Linked DNA regions of Homo sapiens: regions 2 and 3 are each linked to region 1. Evidence: chromatin contacts called from ENCODE Hi-C or POLR2A ChIA-PET data. All regions are on one chromosome and are shown on one strand. Each heading gives the region's core, a stretch centred on a gene start or an enhancer-like site at or near the end of the contact. The rest is flanking DNA. Distances are from core to core; before and after follow the strand shown.

The links. A loop is a pair of places that touch in the nucleus more often than their neighbours do. ChIA-PET counts read pairs that join two places held with the same protein, here RNA polymerase II (POLR2A). Pooled maps may share reads with other maps.
Region 2: a loop to region 1 is called in a pooled map, with 6 times the contacts of the local background. The contact joins the enhancer-like site here to the promoter of RBL1 in region 1. A Hi-C loop is called at or near these places in 1 of 37 single-sample maps with no recorded cell type and 2 of 50 pooled maps. POLR2A ChIA-PET finds 5 or more read pairs at or near these places in 2 of 52 experiments (H1 and activated CD4-positive, alpha-beta T cell).
Region 3: a map of CD8-positive, alpha-beta T cell shows a loop between it and region 1 (12-fold over the local background). The contact joins the enhancer-like site here to the promoter of RBL1 in region 1. A Hi-C loop is called at or near these places in 5 of 168 maps with a recorded cell type or tissue (B cell, CD4-positive, alpha-beta T cell, CD8-positive, alpha-beta T cell and 1 more), 6 of 37 single-sample maps with no recorded cell type and 15 of 50 pooled maps.

Annotation. Positions count from the first base shown.
Region 1 is chr20:37,094,662-37,097,301 of GRCh38, reverse strand. RBL1 (RB transcriptional corepressor like 1) reads left to right here and starts at 1,305. Exons shown (of 22, transcript NM_002895.5): 1 at 1,305-1,529. The coding sequence starts at 1,374. RefSeq lists enhancers at 847-896, 1,017-1,286, 937-1,613, 1,847-1,946 and a silencer at 1,517-1,576.
Region 2 is chr20:38,093,157-38,095,796 of GRCh38, reverse strand. No RefSeq gene overlaps it. Among named protein-coding and RNA genes, the nearest start is that of RPRD1B, 61 kb to the right of the region's middle. RefSeq lists a silencer at 2,596-2,640. Within about 2 kb of position 1,301, at least 20 of the 41 ENCODE cell types and tissues checked have a DNase peak (open chromatin) inside an H3K27ac peak, as active enhancers do.
Region 3 is chr20:36,463,828-36,466,467 of GRCh38, reverse strand. The region is part of intron 7 of DLGAP4 (DLG associated protein 4); the gene reads right to left. Among named protein-coding and RNA genes, the nearest start is that of MYL9, 76 kb to the left of the region's middle. RefSeq lists a silencer at 668-962 and enhancers at 853-1,032, 608-1,533, 1,534-2,460. Within about 2 kb of position 1,312, at least 25 of the 41 ENCODE cell types and tissues checked have a DNase peak (open chromatin) inside an H3K27ac peak, as active enhancers do; they include CD4-positive, alpha-beta T cell and CD8-positive, alpha-beta T cell, where a contact is called at or near this core.

The DNA of each region.
Region 1 (2,640 bases), core at 56-2,555:
GTAGTGACGGGGTTTTGCCTTGTTGGCCTGACTGGTCTCAAACTCCTGGACTCAAGTGATCCACCTGCCTCGGCCTCCCAAAGTACTGGGATTACAGGCAAAGCAAATAATGGAACAACAAAAGAACGAAGACAGGGATTTATTGAAAACAAAAGTACACTCCATAGTGGGGAAGCGAACCCACGCAGCAGCTCAAGGGCCCAGACACAGAATCTTCTGGGGTCCAAATACCCTCTAGAAGTTTCCCATTGGCCACTTTATGCTCTCTTGATGTAACTGAAGTGGTAGCCCACAATCAGTCTGAGTGGTTGCAGAAAGCAACCAATCAGAGGCCAGGGTGAAGTTAACAAAATTATACTTCTATGCAAAGGAAGACTCTCCCGCCATCAGTCTGATTGGTTGTGGACAGCAACCGTTCAGAGGCTGGAGTGAAGTTACAAAGTTGCAAACAAAGACTGGAAGGCGCTCAGTGTGATTTGTTGCAGACAGCCAATTTCCCATCTGCCATGCAGAAAAGGTCCAAGGGAACAGCCTCTGGTTCTTTTGTTACTTAGGCGTGGAAAGTTGGGGTTTTCCTTTCAATTTAGTTCTAAGAAGTCACGTGAAACAGCCATAGGTTCCCTGCCTCCAGACCCTATTCTCCTGCCTCATTTACTGCAGTCTTCTCTGCCTGCCTCTTTTAGCGACTAGCATGAGATGAGGATTCGTCTTCTAATATCCGTCACCAATCCTTCCCCTCTGTCATTTAGCGAACCACTCACTGGGCACTAGGACTTTGGGGAGAGTCCCAAGAGGCCCCTCTTCGTCCAGGGGCTACTTTTTTCTCTTCCAGCCTCCATCTCCTAACTCAAGGGGTACAGCTCAGATTATGTTTGGCGCCCAGGGACAGTGACAAACCCAGGGCCCGTGGATAGAGGAGGCATCTCACTACGCTGCACGAGGCCACCTCGCAGTAGGCAGCCCAGCCCTGCCCCAAAACCCAAGAGCCTAACCAGGAAGACAGGGGGAGGCCGCGGGCTTCATCTCCCAAGAGATGGACTACACCTCCCAGCAGGCTCTGCGCGCGGGCTGAGGATCCCTCCGCTCTTTTTCTGTCCCGCCGGCTGGGCCCCCCGCGACCAGCCAAGGGCCAAGGACAGGTCTTTCAGAATCTGAGGTACATCTTCTTATCACATTTCCGGGGAGGGACTGCTAGGAGCTCCGGAGGAAAAACGGACTTTTTTTGAGGAGAAAAGCGGAGGCAGACGGTGGATGACAACACGTCCCGCAGCTGCAGATTTTCGCGCGCTTTGGCGCAGGTGGTTGTGGGTAGCGCGCCTGGGAGGGAGAAAGAAGTCGGGGGCCGTGGCGCGCAGCCCGCGGGGCCTGAAGGGATGTTCGAGGACAAGCCCCACGCTGAGGGGGCGGCGGTGGTCGCCGCAGCCGGGGAGGCGCTACAGGCCCTGTGCCAGGAGCTGAACCTGGACGAGGGGAGCGCGGCCGAAGCCCTGGACGACTTTACTGCCATCCGAGGCAACTACAGCCTAGAGGTGAGCGGCAGCAGGTGGGGCGGCCGGACCCTACCCTCGCCAGGCCCCACCCCTGCCCCGCCCCTTCCTCGGCCTATGGGGTGGTGGGAGTTTCCCCACCTAGGAGGGTCGCTGCGCAGCCAAGCGCCGAGGGGCGGGAAAGGTGGGTGTAGCTCAGCCAATCCACCCATCATTTTGAGGCGGGAAACTGAAGCTCAGGAAAGGAGCGGCCTAGGTCCCGCGCCGCTCAGACCCCAGGCTTCCTGACCACACTTCCCTCTACCCCGCCAAGCGCCACAAAAGTCATGGTGCTGCCCTTAAATCAGTAAGAACAAATATAATGGTAAAGTGAAAATGAACTGCATGCCAAGACATCACTGCCCAGAGCTTTAAATGGACCCTCAGTTCCGTCTGAACCCCTTCTGTGATCCCCATTTCACGCAAGAGGAAGCGGAGCCCTAGACGGGTTAAGCTACAGGCCCAAGGTCACACGGTTAGAGATGGAGCCAGACCCAGGGTCTGAGCCGTTTAACCTCCACCCTCTGCTTCACCAGGGTGGAGCTGCCGGTCGCTGTGCAGCAGTTTGATCAAAGCCAATGTGCACACGAAGCTGATCTCAGCCCTACGTTTCCTCCTCCGTCAGAGCATCGTCCTGATGCTTTGCATCAGTGTCTGGCTCTGAATAAAACAAATGTCAGTTATAATTACTTGATTTTTTTCCCCATCATTCTTGCATTTTATCCTCGCAACAGCCCTGTGAACATGGCATGGCAATGAGTATTAGACTGCTTTCCAGGTGATAATGGCAAGGCTCAGAAGGTTGTCTTGCCTAGGATTATTCTAATATAGAAACCCAGGCTGGGCGTGGCGGCTCACGCCTATAATCCCAGCACTTTGGGAGGCCAAGGCGGGCGGATCACTTGAGGCCAGGAGTTCGAGACTAACCTGGGCAACACGGCGAAACCCCATCTCTACTAAAAAAATACAAAAACTAGCTGGGTGTGGTGGCGCCTGCCTGTAATCTAGCTACTCGGGAGGCTGAGGCAGGAGAATTGCTTAAACCCAGGAGGCATAGGCCGCAGTGAGTGGAGATCACACCACTGCACTCCAGCCTGGGTGACAGCAAGACTCT
Region 2 (2,640 bases), core at 52-2,551, 1.0 Mb before region 1:
CCCAGGCCTCCATAACTTCTCTAGTCATTTTTATTTAAAAAAATTCCTGTAGTCACACTTAAAGTGTAAAAACAGTCTCATTTCAGAGATGTAAATGTGCAAGCCCATGTTACAATCAAAATAGCCTATCATGTGAAGGTGACCTCTCTGGGTCTGCTGGGGGCGAGAGGCCAGCATCTGGGAAGGGAGGCCAGCATCCGGGAAGGGAGGCCTCCCTTGTTTACCGTTTCTGACCCTTCCAGGGACACAGCAGTGGGAGTGAAGCAGCAGCAAGAGACAGTCCTTAAGGTCTGGTGGTGGTGACTGGGCGCTGCTGGGCAAAAGTTTAACAAAGTTTAACAGCTTCCTTCCCCCATGGGCTCCTCAGATGCTCCTTGGAGTGGTTCCTCCCCTCCCTTCCCCCAGTCTCCCATCCTCATCTCCCATCACCTGGGGTCTCTTGGGGTGAGGGTTTCTCCCTGGCTCTTTGCTCTACTCCTTCCTCAGCACTGTGAGTCTGAAGTTCGCCTCCTTGAAACCCCGGGCCTCTTGCCCAGGCTCTATCACCCCAGGATGCAGGCCAGTTCTTCTACATGCATGCTCTGCCCTGACAAACTCTAGGAGTGGAGTCTGCACCCAGCCTCTCCCTTGCTTCGTCATCAAACACTTAGCCAGCACTGGCATCTCATCCTTCAGACTTTTCCAGGCAGGGGTCTGTTTAATCCACCAGATCAGGGACACATACTAAGCTCCATGGAGGCCCTTTCCCCTAATCTTGAGATAAAGTGTAGGTGGCACCCACTGCTCCCACTAGGGAGATGCCAAACACACCAATGGCCCTTTTCAAATAATTCTCATCCCAAATCCTCTTCCTTTACCTCTTAACTCCTGACTCTTTTCATACCCTTAAAGTGGGTGAGGGGGGTTGAGGATGACAGGTTTTTGACCACTCTGTTGTAAATGCTGCAGATGGTCTAGCCATGTGGTCTCTATTACTCCTTCCAGCAGACATCTATTTTAATCTTGTTACATGTGTTTATAAATACCTGCATTCATTATTTAACATAGTAACAGCCACCACTGAGTCCCTAATTTGTACCAAAGCACTAGGCCCTTTTTACAAACATCTCAGTTATTAACAAGTATGTTGGTAACTACTTTCTTTCCTAAGAATTTGTATAGTGAGTATTTTAAAATCTATGGAGTACATTATTCAGGTACTGAGTTTATTAAGATTCTCAGTAGGAAGAAATATTCTGAAAACCTAGTCACAGGACTTCAGAGGTTACGTAATCAACCCTACTCATTTCCTGTAAGAAGCAGCTGAGGTCCCCAAGGGCTGAGTGACTTGCCCAAGGTCATCATAGTGAGAGGAGATGAGAAGATATGAGTTTTCACTCATCACAGCTGCCTCTTATTCACAAAAAATACTAGATAAATGGCCTGCTAATTTTAATATTTATCAAACCAATGGTAGAAATGAATTTTTAATGCAAAATAACTATTTGAGTCTAAAAAAAGTGAACACACTGGGCTTTCAACACTACATAAAGCTGTATGAATCCCAACCTACTGTACAGGAGAATGGATTCTTAATTGAATCTGTGCCTCAGAGTGGAAGCATGATTTTTAAATGGAAAATCCTACAGAGGTAGCAGTGAGCGATGAGCTTTAGCCAGATGAATTATTCCAGGAGAAAGTAAAAGAGGAAACCATGCTAGCAAATGGCTTTTTCTTAAAGATCCCAAATAAACCAAATATGAATTTTGTGCAGTGAACTACTGTGTTTACTCCCATCTTCCCGGTCGTGGCACTGTCTCCTGTGCCCCGATCTTTAGACTATGGTCTCCAGGGTTTCCTATGTATACACAGCACAATGGTGATACTATTCATTTCTCTAACAAATAGTACTGCGTGCCCAGGATATACCATCCAGAGTTCTCAGACTTCAGTCCCATATGCTTCTTATGCAGCACAACAATCGTAGCTTTTAGGGCTCGCAGAAAACCTAGAGATAATTTAGTCCAATACTACATTTTGCAGGTAAGAAAGCTGAGGCTGGCTGTGGTGGCTCATGCCTACAATCCTAGCACTTTGGGAGGTCAAGGCGGGAGGATTGCTTGAGCCCAAGAATTCGAGACAAGCCTAGACAACATAGTGAGTCCCTATCTCTAAAAAAAGTCAAGAAAAGAAAAAAATTGGCCAGGCGTGGGTAGATGCCTGTAGTCCTAGCTCCTTGAGAGGCTGAGATAGGAGGATAGCTTGAGACGAGGAGATTGAGGCTGCAGTGAGCTAAGGTTGCACCAGCCTGGGCAAGAGTTAGATCCTGTCTCAAAAAGAAAAAAAAAAAAAAAAAAAAAAAAAAGAAAGAAAAAACTGAGGCCCAGAGAGGAAAATACCTTGCCCAGGAAGGTGACACAGAGAGTTAATGGCTCTAGTCACAAAGGATAAGCATTTTGACAGATTCATGGACTCTTGGGTAGCTCCATCTTCAGCTCTGAAGACCTCAAAGTCATTTTGTAGCCTGAAGTGCTAATTAAACCAGAAGAATCATGGACTTACTATTTATAGGGAGGAGTGAAGAAATTAGACCATGAAATCTGGGGACACAGAAGGAGATCTTGTCTCTTGAGATTCACATGTAACATCCAACTTTCATAT
Region 3 (2,640 bases), core at 63-2,562, 630 kb after region 1:
CAGCCTGCACCCTGGCCCAGTCTGACTTGACAGTGCCTGCTGCCAGGACCAAGTAGGGGAAAGGTGACTTGCTTCTGAAAACCACCAATCCCCACACAAAACAAAGCTGATGATGGTGATGACTGCCATTTATTGAGGGGCTGTTACTACACGAGTTCTCATTTCCATCCCAATCTGATAGGGAGGAAAACGGAGGTACAGAAAGCTGACTAATCCAAGGTCACACAGCAACAAGCTAGGCTGTCATGCAAACCAGGGTCCTCTCAGTTCAGCTTTTCCCAGGTTGCAGCCGACAGGCTCTCAGCACCAGCATCCTCTAGAGAGCTGGTTTAAAAACCTAGGGGCATGTGATTCCTGCCCCAAGACCTGCCAAATGAGAGTGTCTAGGGATGGAGCTTTATAAAGACAAGAAACCCAAATTTTATATATGAGAAAACTGAGGCACAGAAAGGTGGCGTGACCTGCCAAGGTCATGCCGTAAGCATCCTCAGGAGTCCTGCTGGGACTCCAGAGCCAGCAAGGACAAACTTCCTGGGGGAGGTGGCATTTGACAGTGTGGGCCTCTAGGGGAAGAGAGGGCACTATAGGGGAAGAGGACAGCATTAATAAAGGCTGAAGCGGGAAAGGACAGGCAACAACTTCTCAAAGTGGCTAGGGGAAGGAAGAAATACATACAGAACCACGATGACAGCCTTCCCGCAAGAGCCCATCTGAGCTTCTGGGAAGAAAGCCTGTGTGGCATTTACAATCTGCAGGTCTCCAGCAGTGGCCCTCTGGGTGTGTCTGGTTGCTGCTCAGGATGAGAAAGCCACGGGAGGTGGTGACTCAGTCCCCACCCAGCCTCCAGATAGCCTCCTTTTAAATTCAAGATGAGCTCAGAGACTGGGGAAATGTCAAGAAAACCCTCCTCCCAGAACAGATGGGAACAGACCCAGGGAAGGCGGCCTGAGGGGTAGGCTATCAGGCAGAAGCCATAAACCTGGAGAAACGCTGCGGGCTGTGGAGAAGAGGCCTGGGCTACAAGTTTGCCTGTCACTGCTGTGGCTGTGGGCCCCTGAGCAGGTCCTTGTCTCTCTCTGGGCCCCCTATTTTTCATTCACCTGTGAAACAGGGAGAACTCCACTGGCTTCCGACTTCCAGGCCTGTTGGTGGAGAACAATGGTCGGGAAAGAGCCTGGCTGATTACACAATGCCTCACACAGCCTGGGAGAGATGAGAAGATCACTCCTATTACTATTAGAATAGCCACAGGTGCTTTCCTAGTTATCTAAACCCCAACCACAGGGCATGCGGGGGTGGGGGGGATGGGGGGGGAACTGGGCTGTCTAGTTCCTACAAAGAGAAAAGTCACCCAGATGTTTTTGGGAAGGGAAAGTTCACATTTATTAAGTGCCTACTGTGCACCAGATTTAAAAAAAAATACATAATCTCATTTAATCCTCATCATAATCCTGTAGTACAGATCTTGAGTCCAGATAAGAAAACTGAAGCTCAAAGAAATAATTTGCCCAAGATTACAAACGCAGTGAATGATGGAGACTGATTAAAACCAGGCGTTTGTGGTTCTGAAACCCAGAGTTTCTACTCTCTGGAACAGTTTCTTCTTTTTTTTTTTTTGAGACAGAGTTTTGCTTTTGTCACCCATGCTGGAGTGCAATGGTGCAATCTCAGCTCACTGCAACCTCCGCTTCCCAGGTTCAAATGATTCTCCTGCGTCAGCCTCCCAAGTAGCTGGGATTACAGGCGTGTGCCACCACACCCAGCTAATTTTTGTATTTTCAGTAGAGACGGGGTTTCACCATGTTGGCCAGGCTGATGTCGAACCCCTGACCTCCAGTGATCTGCCCGCCTCGGCCTCCCAAAGTGTTGGGATTACAGGCGTGAGCCAGCGCGCCCGGTCGACAGGGTCTCATTTTGTTACCCAGGCTGGAGTGCAGTGGCATGATCTCAGCTCACTGCAGTCTCGACCTCCTGACCTTCTGGATTCAAGCTGTCCTCCTGCCTCAGCCTCCTCCAAGTAGCTGGGAATACAAGCGCATGCCACCACACCCAGCTAATTTTTGTATTTTTTGGAGCAACAGGGTTTTGTCTTGTTGCCCAAGCTGGTCTTGAACTCCTGAGCTCAAGCGACCTGCCTGCCTTGGCCTCCCAAAGTGCTAGGATTACAGGAGTGAGCCGCTGCTCACACAATTCTTGAGGGATTCCATGATTTCAGAATCAGTCTTAGGATAAGGAATGTTATTCCCATTTTATGGATTAGGAAGCTGAAGCCCAAAGGAAAGTGACATCCCTAAAAGTGGGTGAGATGTGGGAACTGGGATCCTGCACCCCTCACTTCCAGGCCAGGCACCAAGCCCTTCTTCTTTTCCACTGCAAGTAGCTGAAGTAAAGCACCAAGCACAGCGTACACAGTAAAAAGGTCAAAGGATGTTAGAGATTGTCATTATACACCAGGGGCAGGTGATAACAGCATGACAGTGACTTCTTCAAAGGCAGTGCCATGGAACAGGACCCAGAAGTCCTGGCTCAAACCTCTGTGGGTCCCTGGCCCTTCTGGGCCTCATCTCTTCATCTGTAAGACAAGGCGCTTGAACAGCTGATCTCATTCCCTGCACCAAAGTTCTAGGACATCCTAAGCTC